Regions from separate parts of the Homo sapiens genome. Here region 1 is linked to region 2. A link is a loop called in an ENCODE intact Hi-C map of the cell type or tissue named here. Cell type or tissue: K562. All regions are shown on one strand. Each heading gives the region's core, and the rest is flanking DNA. Links, peaks and the distances in the headings are about the cores only. Region 1 overlaps PTH2R (parathyroid hormone 2 receptor). Region 2 holds the start of LOC101927960 (a long non-coding RNA gene).

Region 1 (9,121 bases), core at 414-8,413, 51 kb after region 2:
AAGTGATCCAAAATGTATTTTTAAAACAAATTTTTAATTGATCCCACATGCCATGTACAATGTAGTAACAGCTCAAACAAGAAAAAGATATAGATGCAGCATGATTTGCTATCAAAATACATTACAAACAAAATCAATTTGCAGACACAAGCTCACTAACTGAGGAAATCTTTCCACATGACATAGTTTACAAAGAAGAAAGAGTGAAGACCTGAGGTCTGGCTGGTCACAAAGAGGCCATTCAAAAGAAGGGATGTGTGAAATATTCTTTTTTGAGAAATTTTCCTTGTTCCCAGAAACACATGTAATTGTTATAAATGCATTATTTTATCAATGTCCAGCCAACTAATTTTCCAGCAAGTACTTGTTCTTAGATCTTTTATCTTCCCATATATTTTTTTAGATCCTAATTGCTCCTATGCACAGGCAAAATAAATGCAGTGATAGAAGTACATTAAAGTAAGAAATAAGAGAATACTAGTTTCTAAAAGGAAAATGATACACACTAAAAGATCTTCATTATATTTAGGGTGATATATATGAGAGAAAGCTACAGCCAAGCAATTGAATCTTTTTTCTACCCAAAAGTAGCAGAAAAAAATGAACAATCACAGAGCAAATACCATACATTAATTTAGAGGAAAACTTGATGCCAATAGAAGGTAATAAACTACTCCATTGACACTTGCATTTTCATGTCGTTAGTATTTACAGGAGCCAATTCATGGAGCCTAAAAACTATTATTAAGTAACACCTTAACTGAATTTTCAGCCTTTGAACTCAAGCATAGGAGTATCAGCCAAGCCCTCTCACACAACCAGCCATTGGACCAGCCCATGAAAGTCAGCCACAAATGTCCATTCAGAGAACATCCTCAGTTTCTCCTTGGCATCCTTCAGTGTCTGGGTTAGATTCCATAGGCCTGGAAGGCTTCTCCATTAGAATATCATCTCCCTGCCTCCCACTATCTTCCTTGGTCTCCTCGTGGAAAGAGTGTGGCAGGCAGTCCTGCTCTGAGTTACTCCAGACATAGCCAGGTAAAGTGATGTGGCTGTCAGGCTGTCTGCTGGCGATCTTGGCAGCTTTGCCAGAGATAAGCACCATGCGTGTGCTGGCCGCCACCTGTGACTGGCTGCTGGTGCTGTGCGTCACGGTGGTGAGCACTGAGCCGCATCTGCGGCTGCCACATGGCGGTGTCCTTTTCCAGTCCACGGAGAGGTTCCACCGACTCCACATCTTCTTCACCTCTGCCTGAACCTAAGCCACGAGAAACATGCTGTGCATGAGAAATCCTAAAGGAGACCCTGCAGCCTTGTTACAAAGATGTTTGCCTTGATTTCAATGACAGCAATAATCATTGATTGAGGTTCCTCTACGTGCCAGGGACTTTATCTATGACTTTCTCTCAACCTCAAAAAACCTTCAAGACAGGTGTTAGTTTTGGAGGTGAGCAAATTGAAGCTTAGAGAGAGGTGAAGGGACTTGTCCAAGATCAGACTTTAAACAGAAGTTTAAATGCAGCCCATAGAAATACCTGACATATGGGAGAGGAAAAAAAGGAGATTCTGGGTTGGAAGAGAAACTCAAGATAAACATTGCCAGTGAGAACTTCAGAACTCTCGCGTGGCACATGACAAGCCCACTGGAACCCCTGCACTGAGACCTGCCCAAACTCAAGCATGGTTCTAGCAGCACAAGGTGGCATCCCTAGGATGATCTCAGCCATTGATAGTGCCTGCCTGAGAAAGCTCAGTGCTGCCAGGAGAATTTACTATTTGCTCTAGCCAGCACACACCTGATGATAGGCCCATGACTCCCCTTTCTTAGGGCATTTACTAAAAAGGTTCACAATTGTAAATATGTAGCTCTTCTAACTCAGAAGCATCTCTCTCAAGGACCTGAGAGCCATCCCTTCAAAATATAAAAATCAAGAGGGATAAGGCCTCTTGTCTCCCAGTCTCTGTGGGAAGATAGAATTCTATCTTAAATAACTGCCTGATTGCTAGCACAGCTGGCCTAAACGTGTTTATACTGACCAAATATTTTTTCACTTCTTTGACTCTACTGAGCCCTTACACTCCACCTCCCTCATTCTCCCTTTAAAATGCCCAAATCACTTCTGTGTGAAGTGGAATTGGGCTCAGCTCTTTCCCCTGCTGTCAGTAGTTACTGAATAAAATCTGTTTTCACCACTTAAATTGCTGATGTCTTTGGCACCAGCTGAGGCTGAGGAATGGCGTAGAAGGTACTCAATTTGAAATGTAACTGTCATGCTATCAATCTGCATCGGCAGCCTAAAGGAGTCAGAGTGAGAAAAGAAGGCTCGTGGATAGAAAAGCAGGCACTGCAAATGCATTCTTAATAGGGTGGGGCTCTTATTTCCATTCCTACTACTGAAGATTCATTTCTACTTCAATTGCCACTTTTCAGAAGAGAGTTTATTTGGAAGTTCCATGGGAAGCAGTGGAAATCCAGTATGCTGATGTCACCTGAAACAACAAACTTCTATCTGTTCATCTTGGCAAAAACAAATCAACACCTGACTGACAGAGCAGAAGCACCATCATCTTGGATAAACACCACCACTTTAAGTCCAGCTCCCTTTCTAACCTCATGCATTTTGAGGAAATCACTTCCCTTCTAACAACAAGCAGCCAGAAAGAGCAGACAGTATAAAACACTGATAAGACAGCTCGGGCACAGAGGAAGTGGAGAAAGTCTCTTGGGTAACCACAAAACTTCACAGTCTACAATGGACCCCAGTAAAACAGTGGGTCCTAATAAATACATTCCTTTCCCTTTAGGTGCACCAAGATATGGAAGCTAAAAGCAGACTTGGGGGGCGGGGGGTAGGAGGGGCTGTGCCTGCAGCTGCAGGAAGATGTATGGATAAAACACAAAAATTCTCCCTCCCAGATAAGCAAGACAAAGAGATACAGAAGCAGTCCAAGCCTGTGATAAGCTCTCCCACCCTGAACCCTTAAAAACTCTTAGTCTGTAAGAGAGAAGGCTCTCTGACCTAACTTGGCCAGAAGCCCCTCCCAGGTTTATTCTCCTAAATAAACCCATCTTTGACTGTTGAGTGCTTTTTGGGTTTCTTTCCTCTTTCTTTAACTCTTAAACTGACCTACTTACCCCTCCTGCAAAATAAGGTAAGAACAATACACAAGTAAGTCAGGAAATTAATTTAAGCTCTTTCTGCAAGCACTGGACTAGCATGCCACAATGTCCAAACCCTAAACATGGTCAGAAGCATCAGCTGGTGTACCGCAATAAAAGTATCTGTGCACTTCTGGGGCCTGCAGCAAGCTTAAAATTTGAGAGAAGAAACATGGCAGCTCATCCAACAGCAGGGCATATTAAAAGTTACAAGGTAAAATGTATTATTATCTAGTGTAGTTACTTCTCTCCAGCCAACTCCTAAATGAACTAAAATTGTCCCATCATCATCTTATAGTTCAAAAAACATCAAAATATTTGAATGAATTTGTCCCAGGGAAACTAATAAGTTTTGTACAGAACTTAAAATGGAATAGAAGTTTAAGTATTAACCAGAATATGATGTTCACTGTCCATCCAAGTGTCTGTTTGTATTCCAACAAGTTGCTTTTTAATGTCAGAGTGTACAGATGAGTTCACATTTAAAAGTGCTAGAAGAGGAAGACTTTAGGTTATTTGCACTAATTCTTTCTTTTCCAAAATAATTTATGATTAAAATAGCTTCCTTCTCCTCACCCATTCCATCCTGGAAATCCTGGAAATTCTAAAGAGATTCAGGATACATTGTGATGGCCATTTACAAGCTGAAGCGAGACCTGTCCAAGGTTCCTACAAACCTACCTCTCCATTGCAGTAGCAGTAGATGATAGACACAAAGAAACCCTGCAGACAAAAGAGAAAGTCAGCCCACTGCCAACTCAGAAACTCACAGCACTTAAGCATCTTGTGCCAAAATGTGTACGTCCAAAAATTGTTTTTTATGATTCCTTCAGAGAATTATATACAAATTATTCTCTCCTAGTGTTTCCAAATCCTTATGTTTACATTAAATTTGTTTGACGTCTTTCCTTGGTGTCAGCTGAACCAAATAAGTCACTAAATAAAGCATTCCAAGATACACAAGGAATAGGTTTCTATCCTATTAGTTTCATTTATGTTGTGACCCATGGATCACATAATACCTATCCTCTGCTTGGTAAGAGGAAGTTATAAGCTGTAAATGCTGAAAACTACAAACATAAAGTATTGTATGGTAAGAATACAAAGAAACCTTTTATTTCGTTCATTCAAAAATATTTACTGAGCTTATGCAGTGTGGTAGCTGTTCAGCATGACAGGGGCAGGGATAAACAATGTAAACAAAACAGACAAGTTCCCTGTTCTAGAAAGGAAGAGACATGGATAAAATATAAACAAATAGCACATGAGAAAAATGCAAAATGAGAAGGGTTATGCAAGAAAAGAAATGAGTGATTTTAAAAAGAGTAATGTAGTGGATGTATTAGATGAGGAACTCAACAAAGTATCTCTGAGAGTGATACTCAAGTGTGTTTGAGTGACAAGAACAAGTAGCCAGCTGTGTAAATATTTGGGGAAAAAGCAGTCCAGGCAAAAGGAATACAAGTGTGAGCCCTAGAGGCAGAGGTGAACTTAAGCAACAGAACGTATGGAAGCAATATTGTGCCCTAACTTAATGAGCTACATGGAGGCTGGTGTGATACAGGGTGAGAGGCAGACAGGCTCCACGACATGCAGGGCTGTGTATGCCAAACAATGGTATGTGAGTTTTAGTTTGACTGCAACTGGAAATCTTTGAGTATTTCTGGCAAGTATATGACATGATCAAATGTATATTCTTAAGATTCTCCAGACTATCATATGTGGACTAGCAAATGAGTAAGCAGGACAAAGAGTAATCCATGTGCGAGATGATGGTAATTACAGCTTCAAATGAGATAAAATGTGTGCCAGCAACCTCTTCCTCAGTTTTGTCTCCCCTCCCCACTCCTTTTTGCTCTTTCCTGCCTTCACCTTCTTTTACTTTTGTTTATCTTCCATACACACAAGCAGAGGTCCTCATTCTTATAGGTGTTACATATTTTACAACAAGATGTTCCTTATCTCTCTGTCCAGGCTTTTTTTGTGTGACGAACAGCTCCAGAACTGCTCCTGCTGTGAGCAGAGGATTAACCTGACCTCTATAGGACAGAAAAGCACAGGCACTATAGAAATATTGACCTTTCTGCACCCCCCAACTCCCCAGACAGGTGCATCAAAGCCAGAGAGAGTGCAGAGAAAAAGGTTGTAAGTGACCAAAAGGAAAAAAAACTGCAAATTACAAGAATCAGATGACTAGGCAGCACCCTTTACCTGAAAGGAGTTGAAGAAGAGCTCACAGTGCATGCGGATCTCCCACCCGAGCCCAGTGAAGGAGTGAGGCAGGCATACGAACACGATGTAATGCACTCCAAAGACTAGGACCAGGACCAGTGTCGATTTGGCCAGTTTCCTAAAGGAGAACAGCAAGTCTTTTCATTCATTAACTAGAGTGCCTTTCAGTAAAGACAGCGTGCTGGAGGAAAAAAAAAACTTAGCAGAGCTAATGGGGGTGGGGCTGACACTTTCTTTTTATCTTTTCTTGAGACAGGGTTTCACTCTATCTGTCTCCCAGGCTGGCGTACAGTGGCGTGATCACAGCTTACTGCAGTGTCGACCTCCTGAGCTCAAGCAATCCTCCTGTCTCAGCATCCCAAGTAGCTGTGACTACAGGTGCTTGCCACCATGCCTGAATATTTTTTTAATTTTTTTGTAGAGACGGGGTCTCGCCATGTTGCCCAGGCTTGGGCTGACCTTTCTCTATCTCTTTGGATCCCACTGCTTCTGCTAGTTTTTTCCCTTCCCTCCTCTTTCTGTCACTTACATACTAAACCAGGTAGTTTATTCTCACTCCCTGTAATTGCTAGCCCCTAAATCTCTCCAGTCTTATTTCCACTCCTCTTGCTTAAAGGAGTCTATTTACATAAAGTTGTAAAATGCCTTTTTTCTGTCCTAAGTTTCCTTTAACTTCTATATTTGAGACTTAAAGAAGTGTTACTTCTATCCAGATTAACTGCCTTTACTTTCATAGAAGTAGTTTAGCTTATTTTGTTCATTTTAAAATCAATTACTCCCTTGTTTCTTCTTACATTTGTATCTCCATTTTTCACTGATGATGCTTATTTTGGGAGACATTTTATATTTTTCTATGAGCCATATGTGGTCAGTTCATCTTGACTTCTCTGAATATTCTCTGCCAAATACTCTGTCTCAAGGTGCCTTTAGGTCTATTTTGTCTGTCTTTTTGGCAAACTAAGTAGTTTGATATAGTTTCATCATTCTCCTTAACTGCCTCTTTCTACAAGTTTTCTTAAGTATTTGGAAGAATTCCAGGCTTTCCAATATGATGGTTATTCTAAGTGGGCTTCCATGATCCCCCCTCCTGCTATTTTTGCCCCTGTTTTATCCTTTCCCTCTAAGTGTAGGCAAGACCTGGGACTTGTGTCTAACCAGTAGATTATGGCAAAGATGACAGCATCCCACTTCTGAGATTACATTGCATAAGGCTGTAACTTTCATCTCACTAGCAGACTGGCTCTCTTGCTTGGTTCGATGAAGCAAGCCACCATGTTGTGAGCTGCTATACTGAGAGGCCCATGTAGCAAGGAAAGGTGGCATCTGGACAACAGCCAGCAAGTAACTGAATCCTACCAACAATCACATGAACTTAGAAGTAGATTCTTCCCCAGTCCAACCTTAGGATAAGACCACAGCCCCAGCTGACAAATCAATTGCAGCCTGGTAAGAGATCCTGAAGCAGGGGATCCATACCCAGATTCCTGACCTACAGAAACTGGGAAATAGCAAGGGAGTTGTTTTAAGCCGCTAGGTTTGTGGTCATTCCTTTTGCAGCAATAGATAGCTAGCACCCTCAAGCATACTATTTTCTGGGAGGTTTTCCTGGAGTGGGTGAGGTTATACTTTTTATCCAAGAAATTGCCAAATCTGGCTTCTTCTTTCATAATTATTGCAAATATCTCCCTTTCTCTGTGAATTATTTACACTCTAATAATCTCAAACAATTGACCCTCTTCCTTTCTCACTAGTCTTTCCTCCTGCTGCTTTATTTATCTGTTTTTCTTCTTGGAAATAAGCTGTATGAGTGAGTACAGATCACACTAGACTAAGGCTACAGAGATCTTGATTCAGGTTCCATACTTGATATTAACTACCTGTGTGAGTGTGATTTAGTTTTATCTCCAAAATGAGGAAATAGGGCCTAGAAGTCCATATGAGCTATAATATTCTCAGGCTTTACTGGGAATCATCTTCCATGTACATACACTTTCCTATCATAACCCTCTTGACAATAGGAGCTAGAATGTCCCATAAAATCATGTTGAAATCATATTGAAATGCCTAATGTAGAAGTAGGTAGAGTTGTACATTTCCTACACCTCATTGTCCTCTGCCTGTCTTATCTCTCACTAGTACCTGAACCATCTGCTCCACCCACTCATCCTCACATTCAGAGCTTCCCTGCAGCCTACGGGCTTTCTCCTATGCTGCTCCTGGTACTCACACCTCCTACTTTGAGTTACCTACAGCCTATTCAATATGAAGATTCTACCTTAAATCTATTCCATCCAAGGCAAGATCCTTGATAAACAGTGGGTTCCTCTGACCTAACTGGTCCTTTCAACCGTCAGGGCTCCCTGGGATGTGCTTGTTCTCCTGAATCCTGATGGTGAGTGCCCCCTTCCCACCACTGCCTATGTGGGCAGGACACTGAGTGCCTTCATGGCATTTTAGTTCAGCCTAATCAGATAAAAGGGGACAGAATTAACTCACTTGCAAAACCTTGAAAGTCTTGTCTAACATCACTCTTAAACAAAAATTATATTTCCTCCTTTAAGATGAAAGGGTAAATCCTCCCAGAGACCGTTCTCAAAATCAAGCTACTGATTTTTCCTACTGTGTATGACTAGGAGCCCAAAATTAAGTTAAAACAAAAAATACACCAGTGTAGCACATTGTGAAATTATCACAAATGTAAACATTGGGGACAGTTTGGTTCAATGCAGAATAAGGAAAATTTGCTTTAGGCAACCAAAATGTAGTGGGTATCCTCCAGGCTCAGCCATCTGGGTTTTTCTCCCTTTTTTTCTAGGACTAAGCTCTTCTATAACTCCATGGAGATAGAAGTTTGTTTATTAAAAACAGGTAGTAATTATATTCATTTTCTATTGTATAACAAACTAGTATGAATTTAGTGGTTTAAAACAATACTCATTTGTTCTCTCTCAGTTTCTATAGGCTAGGAGTCCAGGCACATACCCTGGGCCCCTGGCCCACAGTCTCTCAAGGCTGAAATTAAAGTGTTGGCTGCATTCTTATCTGGGCCTCAGGGTTCACTTCTAAGTTCATTCAGGTTGCTTGAAAAATCTCAGATTCTTGCAGTTGCGGGGCTGTTTTTTGGCTGTCAACCAGTGGTCACACAATACCTGCAGGCTTTTCTCAGGTTCTAGCTATAGGCCCTCACAACATGTCAGATTGCTTCCTCAAAGCCAGCAGGAGAATCTCGCTCCAAGCTCACAGGATGGAATCTTATATAACACATCATAATCACAGGAATGACTATCCTAACATCTTTGTCATATAAAGTAAACTAACCAATGGAAAGGCTACCCCATCATAGGTCTTAACCACACTCAAGGCGAAGGGTATTGGGGGAGCAGGATTTTACAAGGCTTATACACCCATGGGCAGGAATCTTGGGGGCCAATATAGAAATATGCCTACCACAGTAATGCAAATAATTCCTGCCCATAGAAATACAAATTCTGTCCAGTGGAATGTAACTAATTATAGCCCTGTGAATACTGATGAGCTTTGCTAGTTTGCATATGCCAGGCAAATGTGTACATGGGTCATGGGTCTGGCTGTTCACTTAAAATGGACTTTTACTCTCTATTCAAATCATGTAGCAATCCTGGGCACTGATTTTTTTCAGCGTCCATATGGCCACCCATGCACATTGTACGTTTTTATACCCTGGCTCTCTGAAAATGCACAGCTGTCCAA
Region 2 (9,121 bases), core at 815-8,814:
ATTACTGGTAAATACTTATGTTTGTAAAAAGCAGCGGTGTCTTAGTTTTTCAAAATATATTTTGTTTGGGAGAAAAACTAAAGGTAATACAAAAAAACTCCCTCTAGATTGGTAATCAAGAGACCTGGAGATTTTACTCCTGCCTTAGCTGCACACAAAATGTATGTTCTTAGATGGGTTTTTGCCTTAAATTGGGTTCCCCCAGAATCAAACCCTGAGAAAAGTATTTGCAGGCAAATTGTTTATTAGAGGGGATCCCAGGAAGCACTTCTAGGGGCGTGGGGAAGTGTGATAGGGAAGGGAAGGAAGACAACAGAGGGGGCGTTATTAAGCAGGTTACTCCCCTGTGCAAATGGGGTCAATCCTGCTGAGGAATTTTGGTAGACTGTGTAGAACACACCTTGGAGTTTATTCTACCAGGCAGGCAAAGAAGCTGGGGTATGTATTCACCAGCTTCTGTCTTTGCTTAAGTCCTGCTCCTGGGGTGAGTTTACTCCCCAGCGCTCCCAGCAGTCAGAAAAAGCCTGCAAGCAAACAATCGCAGGTGCCTCCAGCTGGAAGCCATGTGATTACTGTACACAGGAAAGGGTACTCCAGAGGAGACATAGGCAGGCAACTGACAGCCTCTGCTACAGGTTTTTTACTTCTGTGGTCAGTTTCCTCACCTGTAATGTAGTAGTGGTATTGCTGAGTGTACCTACTTTTCAGTTAATGTGAGGATAAATATGATGCATGTAAAAGATGTTTATAAAGTTTTGACTTGAAATTCACATTAAATAGCACATGCAATATTAATAAAAAACAGCTAGATAATTCCTAGATCTCTTTCATGTTTGCATTATATGATTCATTGCTTTTCCCATAAACTCCAGACAGCTAGGACTGGTATAACCTGAAGAATAATACAAACTAAATTGAAAAGGTATGTATATGATTCTTACTGATAGGGTTTTAAATTTTATATTAGTAATCCATCTTTTACATGTGACATCTGGAAACATTTAACTGCTACATCCTGGTCAAATGGAAGCTATCTATATGTTTGTGATTTATTCCCATCATTTTAAACAAAAAAAAATTTTTTTAATCTGTATCAAAGAGATTGGTATCTTGAGTTGCCTTTCTGTTGCTTATGTGACATTTAATAATTGTCTGGAAATACATTATTTATTCCTAATCAGAACACTTTCATCTCTACCACAGATATTTGCAGTCTCCCTGAATTTTGACACATAGTTTTTTGGTAAGTAATCTACCTTATAATATACCTATGGTGTCAGCAACTGACGGGTTTTAGGATTCTGAATCTCTAGGCAAACACGCTGAAAATTAGGGTTTAGTCATGGCAGTTTTAGCTTCTTTTCTATCAAAATAGACTATTTTTATTTATTTAAACAAACAAGAAGACAAAATATATATTACTGTTGCATGTATTTGTTTTTACCTCTAACTTTAAGTAGAAATGATGGCTCCTTTGCCATTTTCCTATTACATTTTTATTTTTTACTTGATTCTTTCTTGAAGTGCTTTGGATTTTTTTGTATATTCAGAAATATATAAAATTAATTATAAGAATTACTTGTCTTTAGTATGAGTTGCCAATATTCACTTTCTGCTTCATCATCGATCATGCAGTACAGATTACTTTTGTAATAGAGAAAATTAGCCTTTACTTTGAGTCGTTCTGGCCTTTATATCAGTTAGAAAGACCTTTTTTACTTTGAATAATAAAAAAATTCCCCACATGCTTTAACTTTTTAAATAATTATTTGATCAATTTTGACTTTATTCTAGTATAACATATGACACAGGAATCCTATATTTGCATTGTTACCCAGAGTCATAGTTTTAAAGTTTGTTCCTTTTTATCTGATGGTTGAATACACAATTATTCATGTAAAAGTAACACAGTAAAAGGGATGCTGTTTTCACAGCCTTCATGTCTCCCATCTTTGCTTCAACAGTGTTATGATTATGAAACCTATGCAATTAATCATTAGTATTAACACAGCCATCTTTTACCATTTTCTAGTCATTCATTTTCACTGAATACTAAGGTGAAATGAACTAAAACATTCAAAACCATTGCTTCAGCAGTAGTATTATAATGCCGGCACTCTTAATTATTCTCAGGCAGATGCAACTCTAATTCTAAAAGTACACAGGAAAGTGTTTCAAATGAACTATAAGTGCAATAAAACAAAACTCTGGGATTCTGTTAAATATAAGTAATTCCTCCACATCAGAGAGAAATGAGTTTCCCACATTTCTTTGAAGTTGACACATCTCGGGCAAATCTAATGATTGAATAAAGATACTTCTTACACTGCCCAAAGTATCTGTGTGTTGGGAATTTCTTGCTTCCTACCAAGCTTGCTTTGTTTCTACTTCCCTCTGTGTTACTTCCCAGTTCTTATATCTAGATAGCAACTCTACCAATGCCTCTGAACATTGTTTTTGTGATATACAATCTCCATATTAAATGTAGGATTTGAAGTTCTGAGATGACTCACACATCTTTAATTCCACATTGAGATGGGCTTCACCATTTCTCCCCAACCCTATAAAAGAAGCTTTTCTGGGGAATTTAAACTTTAGCCTAGATGATAACAGATAAAATCCGGAAATAGTCCTACCAAACCAGAGAGAGAAAAGGGAGAGGCAGAGACGGTCTCGGCCACCATTTTGTCTTCCAGTCAGAAATAGAGTCAGAGTTTTTGACTGAGCTCCTTCTCATATTGGTTCCACAGTCTCTAAAACACTCATCTTTTTCCAAGTTTTCTTCTGAACAATCACCTCTACTTGAATTGAACTAGTGAGTTTGTATTAAATTTAGTCTTTCTCTTCAAAAAATTAATGAATGGAAAAATAAACATAAAGAAATAAACTGTCACTACATGTGGGCATTGTAAGAAACTGCCCATGGAGATGTATTGCAATATCTTGGTGAGACAGTTTTCATAAAAGAATAGTCATAGAAATACAGCCAAATTTCTAATACAACATGTTTTTGAAAATCTGATCATCAGTGTGATGGCTAATATTAGGTGTCAACTTGATTGGATTGAAGGATGCCTAGATAGCTGGTATTGTTTCTAGGTATGTCTGTGAGGGTGTTGCCAGAGGAGATCAACATTTGAGTCAGTGGACTGGGAGAGGAAGACTCACCCTCAATGTGAGTGTGCACCATCCAACTGGCTGCCAGCTCAGCTACAACAAAGTAGGCAGAAGAAAGTGAGATGAGCTGGCTTGCTGAGTCTTCTGGCTTTCTTCTTTGTCCCGTGCTGGATGCTTCCTGCCCTTGGTCATCAGACTCCAGGTTCTTCAGCTTCTGGACTCTTGGACTTACACCAGTGGTTTTCCAGGGGCTCTCAGGCCTTCAGCCACAGACTGAAGGCTATACTATCAGCTTCCCTGCTTTTGAGGCTTCTGAACTCTGACTGAGCCACTATTGGCTTCCTTCTTCCTCAGCTTGCAGACAGCATATCATGGGACTTCACCTTGTAATCATGTGAGTCAGCTCTCCTCAAGAAACTCCCCTTCATATATACATATGCCCTATTAGTTTTATCCCTCTGGAGAACTCTGACTAATAATCCAGAAATAATTAATAGTGTTAAACATTTACATGGAGGAATAAGCTGTCCAAAATGTTTTCCATTAGTTTTCCATTAATTGCAGAGTTAACAGACTGGAAAATTTACCTCTGCTTCTTACGTGAGGTCATTGAATGTAGTAAGTTGGTGCAAAGGTAATTGCAGTTTTTGTAGTTAAAAGTAAGGCAAAAACCACAGTTACTTTTGCATCAACCTAATATTTAGGAATAGTGTTGAAACTATGCCCCAAAGAGTTAAACACACCAACGACTAACAGAAATTCTTGAGTTTGCAGGATGATAGATAAGAAAAGAAAGAACTTGCAAAACCACTGAAACTGTGTCTGCTTGCAAGATAACACAACTAGCTAAAATTGGTTGCAATCAATATGGCCAACTAGATTCTGCACAGAACCAGCTTGCTGATGTCACAACCCGAATTTGCACTGCATGTTTCATACTAACTCCTCCCCAAATTTGCACATGTTATCCATGAGGTAGTGTGAAGAGATAACTGAGCATGCCCAAGGATTTTCCAGACCTCCCTTTCCTTCCACCAATCACCTATTAATCCCAGATTCCACCACCTAAATCTTGTCTAATCAAATTACTGCCTTAAAGACAGCACAGGGAATAAATTTGAGCTGGATTCCTGTCTCCTTGTTGGCCAGATTTCAATAGAAGGCTTTATTTTTCCCAAAAATCCTGGTGTCATAGTATTGGCTTCTAGCGCGTGTGGCAGCAAGCTGGTTAGGCTCTGTAACAGTGTAGGGATAGAAGTTTGTTCCTAGCTGATAAGAAAACATTACCTCAACTACTTACATTTTCTTTGACACAGAATGTTGATGAGTTTCATAAGAAATGACTCTCGCATGGGGAAGGATGAATTCTTCTGTTACTAAGGAGATTGAAACCAAATCTCAGAGATCACATCCAGATCTCAGCTGGCAAAGAACATTTAGAAACACACCCAACCCAACACTTCACAAGCATAGCTTTAAAAATTTTGAGAATCACATCCTCCAGAGCAGATTTTCAATGTGAATTTTACTGTGGACCAGCAATGTTTCTACATCAGACCTCAAGAATGAGGAAAAGATGGAAGGAGAAAAACTGAGAAGAGTCACAACATCTATTTCTAAAAGGGAGTTGCAAAAGGAAGCACAACAAAAAATATGACTTTAAGACACATGCACATGTATGTTTATTGCCACATTTATTCGTAATAGCAAAGACATGGAATCAACCTAAATGCCCATCGATGGTAGACTGAATAAAGAAAATGTGGCACATATACACCTTGGAATACGATGCAGCCAATTAAAAAAAATGAGATTATGTCTTTTGCAGATACATGGATGGATTTGGTGGCCATTATCCTCAGCTAACACAGGAACAGAAAACCAAATACTGCATGTTCTACAAATGGGAGATAAATGATGAGAACACATGGACACATACAGGGGAACAACACGACTGGGACCTATCAGAGGGTAGAAGGTGAGAGAAGGGAGAAAATCGGAAAAAATTACTAAGGGTATGAGGCTTAATACCTGGGTGATGAAATAATCTGTACAAACCCCCATGACACAAGTTTACCTATGTAGCAAACCTGCACATGCACCCCTGAACTTAAAATAAAAGGTTTTTAAAAAGGAACAATGCAATGCTAGAACTAAGGAAATCCAAATAAAGTATGGACTTCAGTTAATTAGGAAAAAGTAAAAGAAGCTACAAGACCTAAAAAAAGGGCTGACTACAAATGTGTGTTAAAATACATGGTCTGTGAAAGTCTTGAAGAACCTCCAACCTCCCATGTAAACATCTCTAAAATCAAAATTTGTGCTATCTGGCTTCACATCTCAAATGATCCCTTGGATTTTAGTTCCTGGTATTTATTCTGTTCCCAGTCTAGACAATGTACCTTCAATACTTCTCTCTTGGAATGTTTGTGGACTCCTCCTAGCCCCCAACATTATGGGAAGAGGCCCACTTCCCTGTCACTGGGTTTTCTTCCAGACATACCTACACGTGGCTCAGCTCCCATCAAAAAGGAGAGAGATCAGGCAATTAACCCCACTTAACAAAGGATAAATAGGTTTGTAAAAGGTAAGTAATTTTCCCACTGAGGTTCTTTTTTTTTTTTTTTTTGAGACGGAGTCTCGCTCTGTCACCCAGGCTGGAGCGCAGTGATGCAGTCTCGGTTCACTGCAAGCTCCACCTCCCGGGTTCACGCCATTCTCCTGCCTCAGCTTCCCGAGTAGCTGGGACTACAGGTGACCGCCACCACACCCGGCAAATTCTGTTTTTGTCTTTTTAGTAGAGATGGGGTTTCACCATGTTAGTTAGGATGGTCTCGATCTCCTGACCTCGTGATTCGCCTGCCTCGGCCTCCCAAAATGCTGGGATTACAGGCGTGAGCCACCGCGCCCGGCCAATGTTCTCATTTTTTTTACCTGTAATTGGAAAGATTTTGAAATGGTTGATATTAAAAAATGAGAAAAATTGAATTCAAATAGAACGTGCCTTCTCAACTACAGCAATATTGCCCCCCAAGGAAGTAAGATCAGTTCTTTTGGTGGAGACAGGGCAGCAAATCTTGCTGGGTTTGTAACTTACCCAGCAAAATATTATTCTTTAGTATTCAATTATCTCATTAGGTAAAAGGTAAATTTAAATTAAATTTTTTCTTTATATGGGGCTGATAATTTAAAAAAAAAAACAGGCTGAGAAACACTGATACCAGATAACAATTTCCTAAATACAATATTTAATTTGTGTACAATATAGTTAACTAGATACCAATACTTACAAATGATATTGACTTTAAATCCTGTATCATTAAGGATTACCTGGCTGAAGAATTTGTCTTAATACTCTTTTTCATGATTATATAATTTTGCTGGTCTTCTTCTATAATCTTTGGTGTTCTTTGATAATCTGAACAGTTGATCATTGCAGTTTCTATTAGGGAATTTATTAATGACAGAAAAATCTCAGTTTTTGCTTATGACACTGCTTTAAGTTCTAATTTGCATAATACGAATGACATTTTTCTTTGTGCATTCCTGAAGCTTATTCTCTCTCTCTCTCTCACTCGCTCACTCACTCTTGCTCTCACTCTCTCACTCTCTCGCTCTTTCCCTCTCTGCCCCTTCTGACTGCTGGCTTTGTTTTTTGAAACATATACTTTGGTATATGTGGCAGTTTTCAGCTTTAATTCAGTTTTCAAAATCCTCTTCCATTAGGCAGAGCTGTAGATGCCATAATAGCCTCTCTGTCAGATTGTTAGACCAGCTTTCCCTACTGTTGCTGATTCATTCCTGACCATTTTACACTTACTGCTTTGTAGGCTACACCTACTGTTGAATTGGTTTTGAATTTTAAACTTTTAGATTTAAAATTTTTAATAAACAGTTTTTTTTGGAAGTGACTTCTGAAAGGGACAAAAAAACCCCAGCTGTTCTTAAACCTGAAATAAGTTTCGCCCAAACTCACTAAAATCACTTTAAAGTGGCTTTAAAGTGGGGATGAATTTGGAGGTCTAGATGTGGCTGATTTTACTGACATTTTAAGCAAAGAACCATTTTTCTAACTCTCTGATTTAAATGTGTCATCCATCTCTTTGTATCATAGCAATTTTATTTAAAGTTCATGAAATAAATATTTCACAAAGATATTGTGCATTTTTCTATTTCTTGAGAAAGTGGGAACACAGTAAGCAAAACACACAAAAAGATGTTTAAATTGTAACCTTTGATTTGGGGAAAACAATTTTTAAAAACTCAATTCTGAGAAGACATATTTTCATTAAGTATAAAGAGTAAGAGGACTACAGAAACAATTTAGTCCCATAAGTCTTATCATTGTTTTTGCAACTTCACCCAAAAGAAACAATTAGATTTATTAGATGTAATATTAATTGTACCAACTAAGTTTTATAACACCTTCTAATTCATTTCTAATAAGGATGGTTTTGTACCTACTATACCATATTTTGTATTTTAGGGACCATTTTTTTTTCCTTTTCAACTTTTATTTTAGAATCAGGGGTACATGTGCAGGTTTGTTGCAAAAGTATTTCTCACGATGCTGAGGTTTGGGTTATGGCTGAACTTGTCACCCAGGTAGTGAGCATAGTACCCAATAGGTAATTTTTCAACCCTTGCCCTCCTTCCTCTCTCCCTCCTCTTTTTTTTTTTTTTTTTTTTTTTTTGAGACAGAGTCTTGCTCTGTCGCCCAGGCTGGAGTGCTGTGGCACGATCTTGGCTCACTGCAACCTCTGCCTCCTGGGTTCATGCCATTCTCCTGCCTCAACCTCCTGAGTAGCTGGGACTGCAGGCGCCCGCCACCACACCCAGCTAATTTTTTGTATTTTTTAGTAGAGACGAGGTTCACCTTGTTAGCCAGGATGGTCTCGATCTCCTGACTTCGTGATCCACCCGCCTCAGCCTCCCAAAGTGCTGGGATTACAGGCCTGAGCCACCGCGCCCGGCCTCCTCTCTCTCTCCTTTAGTAGACCCCAGTATCTATTGTTTCCATCTTTATGTCCATGTGGACCTAATGTTTAGCTCCCACTTACATGCGAGAACATATGGTATTTGGTTTTTTGTTCCTGCATTAATTTGTTTAGGATAATTGCCTCCAGCTGCATCCATGATGCTGCAAAGGACATGATTTCATTCATTTTTATGGATACATACTATTCCACAGTGATATGGTTTGGCTGTGTCCCTACCAAAATCTCATCGTGAATTGTAGTTTGCATAATTCCCACGTGTTGTGAGAGGGACCCAGTGGGAGGTAATTAAATCATGGGGGTAGATTTTTCCCTTGCTGTTCTCATGATAGTGTATAAGTCTCATGAGATCTGATGGTTTTATAAAGGGTAGTTCCCCTGCACACAGTCTCTTGCCGGCTGCCGTGTAAGACAAATACCTTTGCTCTTCCTTTGCCTTCTGCCATGACTGTAAGCCCTCCCCAGCCATGCTTAGCAGTGAGTCAATTAAACCTCTTTCCTTTACAAATTAGCTGGTGTTGGTTATGTCTATATTAGCAGCATAAGAATAGACTAATACAGTACATTGGTACCAGTAAAGTGGGGTGCTGCTATAACGATAACTGAAATTATGGAAGCAACTTTGGAACTGGGGAACAGAAGTTGGAACAGTTTAGAGGACTCAGAAGAAGATACGAAAATGTGGTAAAGTTTAGAACTTCCTAAAGACTTGTTGAATGAATTGACCAAAATGCTGATAGTGACATGGACAATAAGATCCAGGCTGAGGTGGTCTCAGATGGAGATGAGGAACTTGTTGGGAACTGGAGAAAGGTCACTCTTGCTATGCAAATAGACTGGCAGCATTTTTCCCCTGCCCTAGAGATCTGTGGAACTTTGAACTTGAGAGAGAGAATGTGAAATTGGAACTTACGTTTAAAAGGGAAGCAGAGCATAAAAGTTTGGAAAATTTGCAGCCTGACAATGTTATGGAAAAGAAAAACCCATTTTATGGGGAGAAATTCAAG

What was found. Peaks named below come from ENCODE experiments on the same cell type or tissue, not always from the same donor. Only the 100,000 strongest peaks of a DNase experiment are listed, where the experiment ranks them.
Region 1: a loop joins it to region 2, with 4 times the contacts of the local background. A loop is called at or near these places in 2 of 110 quality-filtered maps.

The regions. Positions count from the first base shown.
Region 1 is chr2:208,485,401-208,494,521 of GRCh38, reverse strand. PTH2R (parathyroid hormone 2 receptor) reads right to left here. Exons shown (of 13, transcript NM_005048.4): 11 at 5,372-5,510; 12 at 3,842-3,883; 13 at 16-1,258. The coding sequence ends at 863. Among named protein-coding and RNA genes, the nearest start is that of PTH2R, 83 kb to the right of the region's middle. In K562, for the core only: CTCF peaks have their summits at 4,653 and 5,198; a DNase peak (open chromatin) is centred at 5,111; H3K4me3 peaks cover 419 bases.
Region 2 is chr2:208,537,039-208,546,159 of GRCh38, reverse strand. It overlaps LOC101927960 (a long non-coding RNA gene), which reads right to left and starts at 3,518. Exons shown (of 6, transcript NR_136588.1): 1 at 3,169-3,518. In K562, for the core only: no CTCF peak of the experiment used is centred there; DNase peaks (open chromatin) are centred at 3,519, 4,019 and 4,389; H3K4me3 peaks cover 2,416 bases.